Linked DNA regions of Homo sapiens: region 2 is linked to region 1. Evidence: read pairs that join two places in POLR2A ChIA-PET (ENCODE). Cell type or tissue: Panc1. All regions are shown on one strand. Each heading gives the region's core, and the rest is flanking DNA. Links, peaks and the distances in the headings are about the cores only.

Region 1 (8,123 bases), core at 1,758-5,757:
TTGTCAATGAGTGGAGAACTAGGATTCAAACTCAGGCCATTGCTTCAAATCTCTTAACTCTTTCGGTGAATTGACGTTACATGAAATAAGTTGAATGGACCAAAGCTCACAGTTCCACCTTTGGAAAATAGAAAACAAAGAGCAAATTAAATCCAAAGTAAGTGGAATAAAAGAAATAAAAATATAATAGTATCAATGATACTGAAAATAGGAAATCAGTAAGAAAAACTAAAAGCTGGTTCTTTGAAAAGATCATAAAATTGATAAGCCTTTAGCTAAGCCAATTAATTAAAAAGATGACACAAATAGCTAGTATCAGAAATGAAAAAAAAGATCACTACAGATCCCTTCTAAATGTACATTAAAAGGATTATAAAGGAATATTATGAACAAACATGATTAAAAATTTGATAATTTAGATGACATGGATCAATTCCTTAAAAGACACAATATGCCAAAACTCACACAAGAAGATATAGATAATCCAAATAGGCCTATATCTATTAAAGATATTGCATCAGTAAGCAGTAACCTTCCAAAACAGAAAACAACAGGCCCAAATGAGTTCTGCTGAGGTGGGTGGATTGCCTGAGGTCAAGAATTCAAGACCAGCCTGACCAACATGGTGAAACCCCGTCTCTACTAAAAATACAAAAATTAGCCGGGCATGGAGGTGTGCGCCTGTAATCCCAGCTTGTAGGGAGGCTAAAGCAGGAAAACTGCTTGAATTCAGGAGGCAGAGGTTGCAGTGAGCCAAGACAGTGCCACTGCACTCCAGCCTGGGCAACAGAGTGCAACTCCGTCTCAAAAGGAAAAAAAACCACAACTATAGAACAGTATCTTGATAGAGATTACAGAAGCGTATGCACTGTCAAAACAGATTAAACGGAATACATAAGAAAGATGGGGACTGGGCATGGTGGCATATGCCTGTAATCCCAGCTCTTTGGGAGACTGAGGTAGGAGAATTGCTTGAGGCCAGGAATTCAAGACCAGACTAGCCAACATAGCAAGACTCTGTCTCTACACAAAAAATTTAAAAATCTGCCAGGCATGGTGGCATACATCTGTAACCCCAGCTACTCAGGAGGCTGAGGCAGGAGGACCGCTTGAGCCTAGAAGTTCAAGGCTACAATGAGCTATGATCATGTCACTGCACTCCAGCCTGGATGAGAGAGAGAGATTCTGTGTCAGATAAACAAGTAAGTCAAAAAAGAACTATGCATTTCACTAAATACACAAATCCATAAATTATACTTCAATTTTTTTAAATTAAAAATAAACTGGAAATGAAATTAGAATGAAATGGACTGGGGAAAGGCCAAAAAAATCCTGAGGGGTTGGTTTAGAATTAGAAGTATTAGTATAAACTAAAAATGATTTTAAAGATAGTATGTTAAAAAATAATAGTCTATTTCCTAGATACATTTGTTGAAAGTGGCTAGAACCAATGACACCCCAGTATCAATGAGAACACCTAAGACCCAGATCTTGGTTTCTATATATTGAATCCCACTAACAGAAACCAGGGCTCCTTAGAGACATGACTGATTCTGGGGATGGGGCAAAGAAGGTCCTATAGAAGCCTGGAACATCACTATGGCATAAAGAAGTGCTCTTTATTTTTTTTTAAAGGGAAGAAAAAATGACAAGGCCATATCCAAAGGACACGAGAGCCGGAATGAAGAGACTCCCGCTATCAAAATCTGGGACAACATGAACCTCAGAAAACATAAGGGCTGGTCAGGTACAGTGGCTCATGCCTGTAATCCCAGGACTTTGGGAGGCCGACACAGGCAGATCCCTTGAGCCCAGGAGTATCAAGCCTGGCCAACATGGTGAAACCCCCATTTATACTTTAAAAAAAAAAATTTCGTCAGGTTTGGTGGTGTGCACCTGTAGTTCCAGCTACTTGGGAGGCTGAGATGGGAGGATCAACTGAGTCTGGGAGGTGAAGGCTGTAGAGAGCTGTGATCGCACCACCACACTGTAGTCTGGGCAACAGGAGTGAGACCCTGATGAAAAAAATCCATAAGGACTATAACTCATTGAACGAAATGGAGTCTATCACTCCATAGTGATGACAACTAAATAGATAAATCAAATACATACATAAGGGAGTAAGAAGGGTTCTTACAGAATTCAGAATGATAAATGTAGAACTAGTGATGAAAGTGGAAAAATCACCATTCTACAACTATAAATAGTCAAGACCAATTAAATCTGCAGGGGAGCAGTGAATTTTATGAGGAATAAGAAATTTGTGTGGTCTTGAAGTTTCTCCCCACAGACTGCTTACTAGTTACAAGAGGGAAAACAGTAATTATAGAGAAGAGAAACTGGAAAACACCTTGACCAGGTAATCAAAATTAACATGACCAATGACAGGTAGGACAGACATAGTATGCTTCTGATACCCTAGAAGGACACGTCGTCATTTATGTAGACTTCTGGCCAGAGATGCATCACCTGAATCTAATAATGAGAAAATGCCAAGCCCAAAGTGAGGAATATTCTAGAAAATAACTGGCCTGGTGTTCTTCAAAAATGTTGATGTCATGAAACACAACAGGTGGCTAAGGAACTGCTTCAGAGAGAAGGAGATTAAAGAGGCAGGACAACCAAATGCAATATGTGACTCCAGATTGAATCCTCCACTGGAAGGGAAAAATGCTTTAAAAAAAAAAAAAAAACACCTCAGTTGGGCCAACTGACAAAACTGGAATACAGACTGCAGATCAAAGTGCCGCCTCAATGTTAAACTCCCTGAATTTGATAACTGAAGAATGATTACACAGAATATCCATGTCCTTAGAAAATGAAAGCTGAAGGCTGGGCACAGTAGCTCATACCTGTAATCCCAGCATTTTGGGAGGCCGAGGCAGGTGGATCATGAGGTCAGAAGATCGAGACCATCCTGGCTAACATGGCAAAACCCCGTCTCTACTAAAAATACAAAAAATTAGCCCAGCGTGGTGGCACGCGCCTGTAGTCCTAGCTACTCGGGAGGCTGAGGCAGGAGAATTGCTTGAACTGGGGAGGTGGAGGTTGCAGTGAGCCAAGATCCTGCCACTGCACTCCAGGCTGGGCGACAGAGCGAGACTCCGTCTCAAAAAAAAAAAAAAAAAAGGAAACTGAAATAGTAAGGGTAAAGGGGCATAATATATACAACCTCACTCTTAAAAGTGTGTGTGTGTGTGTGTGTGTGTGTGTACAGGTAGGAGTGAAGAGACAGAAACAGAGAATTATAATGCAAATATGGGAAAATGTTAAAAACTGGTGAATGTGGGTATGAAGATTATGGGCATTCACAATGGTATTCCTACATCTTTTCTAAGTATGAAATGATTTCAAAATAATAAAAATGAATTAAATTCATATATTCAAGTTCTAACCACCAGTACCTCAGACCATAAATTTGTAAATAGGGTCTTTACAGAGGTAATCAAGTTAAAATGAGATTATCAGGGTAGGGCCTAATCCTATATGACTATACCATCCTTATAAAAAGGGAGACATCTAGATATGAAACCACAGACATGTGGGGAGAGACAGGGATAAAACTGCCATCTGAAACCCAAGGAACGCCTGAGGCTACCGGGAGTTAGGAAGGAGGCCAGAAGCAGATCCTTCCCTGGTACCTTTAAAGGGAGCATGGCTCTGCGGACACTCCTATTTTGGATCCCTTGATTTTGGAAGTACAGCCTCTAGAATTGGGAGACAATAAATTTCTGCTATTCTAAACCCACACAAACAAATAAAATAATTAGAATAGCAAAAAAAAAAAAAAAAAAAAAACACCTACAAACATTAAGCTAAAATAAATTCAAAACTTTTTATAGACATGAGACATACTTGACCAAATAAAGGTGTTTAAAAACACAAATACTTGGGTTATTCACTGGTGGTCACAAAATAAAGACTGAGGAAATCATCAAACACCAACCTTGCACCAATCTTGCACTTAATAAATGAATTAAATTCATATATTAAAGTCCTAATCCCCAGTACCTCAGACCATAAATTTGTAAATAGGGTCTATAAAGAAAATCATGTGTGGCTGGGCTCAGTGGCTCATGCCTGTAATCCCAGCACTTTGGGAGGCCTAGGTGGGTGGATCACTTGAGATCATGAGTTTGAGATCAGGAGATGGCGAAACCCCATCTCTGCTAAAAATATAAAAATTAGCCGGGTGTGGTGGTGGGTGCCTGTAGTCCCAGCTACCAGGGAGACTGAGGCAGGAGAATCACTTGAACCCACGAGGTGGAGTTGCAGTGAGCCAGGATCGCGCCACTGCACTTCAGCCTGGGCGACAGAACAAGACTCTGTCTCAAAATAAAAGAAAACTATGTGATACAAAACTACTAACCAAACCCATATATTACTAAGTCCCAATTGTGAATATATTAAAACTGATTTAGCAAAGTTATTATTATTTAAAGATGATATATTTTAAATCCCCTATGAGAATAAACTGAAAATTATTAGAAAAAGAAGTTAAATATGTTGAATGATTTAATAAAAATTAGTAAGCTGTGTATGTATTAACAAAACTGGTTAGAAAATATAGTGGAAAAATAGTATCATTCACAATAGCACCCAAAAATATAACACATGAGAAAAACTACAAAACTTTACTGAAAGTCAAAAAAGAAGACTTGTGAAAGATGAAACGCGAATTTATTAATTAGTAAACTATATACTGTAAAGATGGTAGTCCTCTCCAAATCAAATCAATCAGTCAATGAATATTAGCAGACTTTTCAGTAGAATCAGATAAAACATTTCTAAAGACAGTTGGAAAAATAAACAAATATCCTCGACTTTTGAAAAAGTCAGAAAAATTTGCTTTACCAAGTATTAAAATGTACCCAAAGCTATACTGATATAAACAGTGTGATTCCACTGTCAAGAGATAGGTCACAAAAGACCAAAAGTAGATCCAAATATATATGAGAATATAATAAAAGTAACATCTCAAATCAATAAAGAGTGGTGAAAGAATTTGCCAACGATTTGGGAAAAAATTAAGTCGGATCCTTACGTTATGCAACAAAACTAATTCCAGATAAATAAAACGTTCAAATATAAAATGTAAAACTATAAAAGAACTGGAAAACACTACTGTAATGGGGAAAAAAATGTCTAAGTTTGACATCAAAAGTAAAAACCATAAAGAAAAATGTGGCTGATGTAAATTGTTATTAAAGATAATAATGGCCAGGCAGGGTGGCTCATGCCTGGAATTCCAACACTGTGGAAGCCAAGGACTGCTTGAAGCCAGGAGTTTGAGATCAGCCTGGGCAACAAAGTGAGATGCTGTCTCTTTATAAAAATAAATAACACCAAATTTAATTTTCTTCTGTTTCATGTAGCAACCTTGGTAAGCTTGTGACATTATTACAATTATGTTGTGCTTTAGAATTGTGACTATGGCAGTAACATCAGTATATTTTATTCTACCCATCTGACTTCACTTTAAAGAAAACAATTTTTCACTTTGATTTGACAACTGACTTTTCCTAGAATGGATAGGAATATATGCAGTAAAAAAAGGCTTAGGGTCTTTTTTTTTTTTTTTTTTTTGAGACCGGGTCTTGCTCTGTCGCCCAGGCTAGAGTGCAGATCCCTAGATAGGGCCACAGCCATGTATCACAATGCCTGGCTAATCTTTGTCTTTTTTGGAGACATGGAGTCTCACTACGTTGTCCACGCAGGTCTCCAACTCCTGGGCTCAAGCAATCCTCCTGCCTCAGCCTCCCAATTAACTCCTTTTTTTTTTTTAAACATGTCTGTGATTATTATTTTTGGCTGGAATGAAAGAAATTATCTAAAATTCAGCTAACTTCTGACAAGTTGGTGTTGAGTTACTAAAATGCATACAAATTCCTAAACTGATTAAAGCTAACATTCGAGGTTAATGAATGAGAAGTATCTGTAAGGATGGTTTTTTTTTTTTCTCCCTCAAGCTTGCACCAGCTGATCTGAGAGCTACTTGAACCTCAACTGGTTAAATGACCTAGGTTATAAGCAAATGTTCTAAAGGGGAAAAAACTGCTTATTTGAATGTGACATCCCACGTCAAATTTTTAGTTTCTTCTCCCTTTCCTTTACATCATAGTCATTCAAGCATTTGTATGTGCAGTATAGAGGCAAAAAGTACTAATGTAGTTCAGATTCTTTAACATGGGTTATTTTTACTTTCCAAGTCCTATTTTTTATCCTTTCATAAATTAGCCCAAAATGTAGGGTACAGTATATAAGGCCAGAATTATGATACTCACTGTACACAGGGCTTAAGGGATTCAGGGTAAGGGCAGAAGCCAACAAGACACCATCCTCAGCCCTGATCTGGAGCGTCCCTCACCACCATCTGGACTGTGCTGAAAGAGGTGGAAGGCTATATGCAGAGTTGTGTCACAGCGGCTAAGAGTTTGGCACAGGAGAGCCAGCTGTGCCAAATGCTACTGAGAGAGTAAAGGAGATGGGGCTGGACAATGGAGGCCCTCAACGACGCAGACAAAAATGGCCTGAGGAATGCAAACTGTGGTGGACAAGAGAATAAGAATCAGGCAAGGGTGGGGGGCGGTGGCTCACACCTGTAATCCCAGCACTTTGGAAGGCGGAGGGGGGCAGATCACAAGGTCAGGAGATCGAGACCATCCTGGCTAACATGATGAAACTCCGTCTCTACTAAAAAAGTACAAAAAATTAGCCGGGCATGGTGGCGGGTGCCTGTAGTCCAAGCTACTCGGGAGTCTGAGGCAGGAGAATGGCGTGAACCCGGGAGGCAGAGCTTGCAGTGAGCCAACATGCGCCACTGCACTCCAGCCTGGGAGACAGAGCAAGACTCCGTCTCACAAAAAAAAGAATAAGGCAGGTTAAACAGTTGAAAGAAGGTGAAGGACAGGAAGTGTTGCAAGCAGACCATCCCTGAAGCATCTGGCTAAGGAAGGGGTAGAGGCTGACTTTTTTTAAGGGAATGGTTGAGTTTTCTTACCAAGTCTCTACCAGAGATTGTTTACTGATAGGAATGAACCAAAAACAGGGGTAATGACTAAAGAAGAGAGGGGAGAAACAGTCAAAATTCACACAGATACCATACACAAACAGAGCTAACTAGGTGATATTAATCTCTAAGCTTCTATCAGGCTGGGCACAGTGGCTCACACCCGTAATCCCAGAACTTTCAGAGACCAAGGTGGGTGGATGGCTTGAGTGGGCCCAGGAGTTCAAGACCAGCCTGAGCAACACAGTGAAACCTCATCTTTACAAAAAATACAAACTATCAGTTGGGCATGGTGGCGCACGCCACCAACTACTCAGGAGGCTGAGGTGGGAGGATCACCTGAGCGTGGGGAGGTCAAGGCTCCAGTGAGCCCGTGATAGCACCACTGCACTCCAGCCTGGGTGACAGAATGAGACCCTGTCTCAAAAAATATATAAAAACAAAAATTAAAGAATTTAAAAAATAAGCTTATGTCAGCCTCACTAGAATTCAGCATTTTAGTACACATTGTCCTGCCCATATTTTTAACATCTATGCAAACAATATTTCCAGATAAGCTCATATTTACAATTACTGTCATGCAAAACATACAAAGTTTCTTGCCATCTCTAGACACTTAGGAAGTTTCTCATCATACGTAAGTACGTGAAGATTATTTTCCTCACAGCGGCACTACTAATTTTATTCTCACTTTAAAATAATCCCTTTCAATGTCTGAATTCCTCTTCTAGTTAGTTTTTCATTACGTATCTTCTCCACATATATTAATTGCTATGAATTATGTCTTAACTCCTAAGAAACAGGACTTTTGACAGATATAAATAGAAATGTTCATTATTTTCGCAAAGAATTACATGCTTTCTTGTTTTTCTTAAAACACAAATCGCCTGGCCAGGTGTGGTGGCTCATGCCTGTAATCCCAGCACTTTGGGAGGCCGAGGCGGGTGGATCACTTGAGCTCAGGAGTTCAAGACCAACCTGGCCAACATGGTGAAATCCCGTCTCTACTAAAAAATACAAAAATTAGCTGGGCATGGTGGCGGAAGCCTGTAATCCCAGCTACTTGGGAGACTGAGGCAGAAGAATCGCTTGAACCTGGGAGGCGGAGGTTGCG
Region 2 (4,000 bases), core at 1-4,000, 270 kb after region 1:
CCAGGACCTTCTGCTTGCCAACTGGTCAGGAGTCGTGTGGCTATCTCACTTGTGCCTCCTAAATCCCTCTCTCGGAAGGGGAGGTGGAGGGGTGCTGGTATTGTCCTCATTTTACCAAACCTCACGCCTAGTTCCCTTTCCACCATCCCTGGGGCCTTCCAGAAGAATCTCTGTGCTTGGAGAAAGGAGTACACAGCCTGAGGCTGGGTACGGGATGCAAACATCCATTCATTCAACTATTTCTTGGGAACTGGGGCTGCGCAGGACAGGGAGACCCGGGACACTGTCCTAACGGAAGCCAAGACCTGGGGAAGCCCAAGTTGGACTCAGCTAATTATAATTGCAATTATAACTTCGTACTCGAGTGCTTTCAAGGGTTGCCGAGGAGGCGAGGAGGGAAGGAAGGGGCCACAGGTCTGTGGCTGTCGGGTTTGCTGTGCCAGTTTCTGCCGGATGGAGGCCGCGAGCATGGGAGAAAGGGCGCAGCGAGGATGGCAGGAACCGTGTAGCCGGCGGGCCTTGCTCCCCACCTCAGGTTTGCGCCCACACCCTCTTCCTGGGGCTGCGCAGGCCTCACCTCGAAGGTACTTCTCAGGGGGAGGCTCAGAGGTGCGGATGTTCACGTCGTTGGGGCTGCCATGGCTGCGGTTGCTAAGCCCTTTTGGACTCACAAGTCTCAGATAAGATCAAAGCCCAGGTTGGGGCGGGCGGCCTAATCCGCCGCGGCTCCCGGGTCCCGGGAGGCCCCAGCACCGCGCGGACAACGACTGAAAGCAGAGACGATGCGATCTCGAGCGGGCCCTGGCTCAGCGCTGGCGCCCGCTTTCGGAGCCAGGACTGTCCCTCAGAGCAGCCGGGACACTGGCCCGGCCGGGAAGGTCACCTGCGCAACAAAGGCGGCCCAGGCAGCCCCAAGGTAATGCCCAGGGTGACCCCAGTGCAAAGGGGAGTCCTGGGGGAGAAGCAGCCTAAGGCACCCCGCCCCCAAATCCGGGGGCATTTATTTGAAATGTTAATGTTTTGGCCGGGCGCGGTGGCTCACCCCTGTAATCCCAGCGCTTTGGGAGGCCGAGGCGGGCGGATCACGAGGTCAGGAGATCGAGACCATCCTAACACAGTGAAACCCCGTCTCTACGAAAAATACAAAAAATTAGCCGGGCGTGGTGGCAGGTGCCTGTAGTCCCAGCTACTCGGGGGGCTGAGGCAGGAGAATGGCGTGAACCCAGGAGGCGGAGCTTGCAGTGAGCCGAGATCGCGCCACTGCACTCCAGCCTGGGCGACAGAGCGAGACTCCGTCTCAAAAAAAAAAAAAAAAGAAAGAAAGAAAGAAAAAAGAAATGTTAATGTTTTGAAGCCTCCCCTCGGCCCAGATCCGTCTCCTAGAAAACGGGCAGAAGCGTCTGTGGGATTACTAAACAAACCGACTCTGGCTTGGGTGCGAACCCAGTAAACATGTGTTGGTGTAAGCTAGAGAGGCCGGTGTACACGGACGAACCGGGTAAATGATTACACAGCCCCGACCCCTCGCCTTAAAGTATCCTTGGTGCACCGATTTCAGGACTTGAAGTTTTCCTGGGCCACAGACCTTTATTTGCGCGTGTCCTTTACGCCCTCCACCCCCGCGCAGGAACCGCGGAATCCAGGTCACAGGTGGGGGCGGGGAGGCCCGGGCAGGGCGGCTGCGGCGCAGCTCTGGCAGAGCCCAACCCTGGCCCCGCCCAGGTCGCAGGCCTCGCCCAGGTCCCGCTGGGCCGCAGCCCGGCCTGCACTCAGCCGCCAAAGTCTCCGCCACGCCTCGGGACGTCCTTGGGTAGCCCGGACCACGCGGGGTCGGGTGTCCCTGGCCAGGAGGCCGCCACGCCCGGGGAGGACACAGAGAGTGTCACAGCGGGAGCTTTTTAGAAACCTTGGCATGCGTTTCCCTGTCCACATTGGATAGTTGTCGAGTTATTGCCAAAATTATCTAGTCAGATCCTTTTCCCAGCTCAGCTACTGGCAATGGTAATCATACCTGCACACACTTTGGGTGCGCTGAGACACTGCCGGGCGCTGTTCCAAGCTCTTCTCATGGATTAACCTGTGATAAGGCGACCAAAGTTAGTCATCTGGCTTCTTTCGAGAACTGGCAGGTCACCTGCCCTCCACTCACCTGGTGGGGTGAGAGTAAATTGGGGCGTGCTCCCCTTTTGGATATGGGGTCCAAGCTGCGCAGACATGATTGCCAAGGGCCCGGGGCTCCTGTGTGCTGGAGAGGGGCTAGGTAGGGCATCAGGCACCGTCTTGATTCTGGAACATTTTTTAGGCCCCTCTACAGTTCTCCAACTTCAACATTCTGTAATCCACGAAATCCTCCAAGCTTCCTGAGCTTCCAAAAGGTTTCGCCTCAAGCTGGGAGAACCCAATAGAGTGATCATTTTTCAACCAAGGGAGCCAACATTCATACATAATAAAGCCAGTTACACAAAGGCCAGAATTCTTTCCCACTCTCCAGAGAGAGGCCCCTCAGCTCAGGGAATCTGCAGGGCTGCCCAAACAACCCAAACTATGGGCCAGGCTAGGGGCGCATCAGAGGAATGGGGGCAAGCCGGAGAGCTCCTCTGCCCACTCAGATGCTGGAGTTCCTAACACGAAGAAACCCTCATCAGGTTATTCCTGAGCACTTCTCAGAAAGCACAGTTCCTCCCTTTTCTTTGCCCCAAGGGCCAGTTGCAGAGCCCATGGCCCAGCCGTGGGATGCTGTGAAGGGAGGAAGAGCCGCTTATGGTGGAGGAGCTCCCTCCAGGCCCCAGCAATACATCTGGATGCTGTGAAGAACCAAGTGGGCAGGGCAAAAAGAGACATGGCCTGGTTAAGACAAGGCACTGTGACCTTGACTTCAATAACCTGGCCTGGTAGATGTCTGTCTGCCACCCTACCTTTGCTGCTCACAAATACCTGATCTCTCCCCAGGCCAAAGCATCTCCACCTACCGTTCCTCACTCCTCCTTGAACTTGGCTTCTTCCTCTAAACAGCTTTGAGTTCTCGATCTTGATCCTCACTCCTCCAGGCTTGAGCCTCTAGCTTGAAATGACAACAGAAGGATGGGGTTCCTCTACCTGGCTTGATATTCAGGGCCCAGGACAGCACATGCTTCATGCCTGGAACCTTTGGAGAAAGATAGTTTTGGTTTAAAACTCTGGCTCTGTCACATTAATCAGCTGGGTAACTTTAGGCAAGTCATTTACCATTGTACAGTATTCCTTAAGATTCTTATCAGAGAAGTGGTAGGATGATGCAGCTCTGTTAAGGAGACAAGACATCAATGACAATGTAAATAACAATGTAAATTACAATGCAGGGAAATATGCATTGTGGCTGGCAAAGAATAGGGCTCAGTAAATGGTAGCCTTCTCCCTAGGTAAGAATAAAGCAACTCAGCACCTAGGAGGCTGCTTGCCTTTGTTCTTTCATTAAAATTTTTTTTTTAGAGACAGGGCCTTGCTCTGTAACTCAGGTGGGAGTGCAGTGGCATGATCATAGCTCACTGTAACTTTGAACTCATGGGCTCACGAGATCCTCCTGCCTCAGCCTCCTGAGTAGCTGGAGCTTGCCTTTGTTCTCACACTCTCTTCTGAGGCTCCACAGTTTGGAGGTAGAGACCGCAACATCGGTAATGTTGCTGCCAACTCCACCTCCACTCAGTCATGCCCTGGAAGTTAAATACCTGAAACTGTATGGCCATGGCATCCTTGCTTGGGCAAGCAGCATTCAGAAGCAGATTGGCTTTCAGAGCAGGTGACACCCCAGAGGCTTCTCTCCTGATGTCATTATGGGCAAGCAGTCAGCAGTCAGTGAGCAGGGCCTCACTGCTGGGATCTTGTTCCTAACTGGGTGTCCTGCTGCCTCTCACCTAGAAAGTGAGCCCAAGCAGATTTTCCCTGACATTCAATAGCCTTGTTCTGCTTCCACTGTTTCCATCTCAAGGTTATTAATTCTTTGCCCACTCATGGCTATCAGAAT

Evidence for each region. Peaks named below come from ENCODE experiments on the same cell type or tissue, not always from the same donor. Only the 100,000 strongest peaks of a DNase experiment are listed, where the experiment ranks them.
Region 2: POLR2A ChIA-PET joins it to region 1 with 6 read pairs; 2 of 35 experiments call an interaction of 5 or more read pairs at or near these places.

The regions. Positions count from the first base shown.
Region 1 is chr10:86,800,468-86,808,590 of GRCh38, reverse strand. All of the region lies in intron 1 of BMPR1A (bone morphogenetic protein receptor type 1A), which reads right to left. Among named protein-coding and RNA genes, the nearest start is that of BMPR1A, 48 kb to the right of the region's middle. In Panc1, for the core only: no CTCF peak of the experiment used is centred there; no DNase peak of the experiment used is centred there.
Region 2 is chr10:86,533,313-86,537,312 of GRCh38, reverse strand. It overlaps LOC105378408 (a long non-coding RNA gene), which reads right to left and starts at 3,478. Exons shown (of 4, transcript XR_946163.3): 1 at 2,970-3,478; 2 at 2,150-2,388; 3 at 2,012-2,077. RefSeq lists an enhancer at 708-1,257 and a silencer at 1,492-1,731. In Panc1, for the core only: no CTCF peak of the experiment used is centred there; a DNase peak (open chromatin) is centred at 1,612; H3K4me3 peaks cover 928 bases; H3K27ac peaks cover 1,465 bases.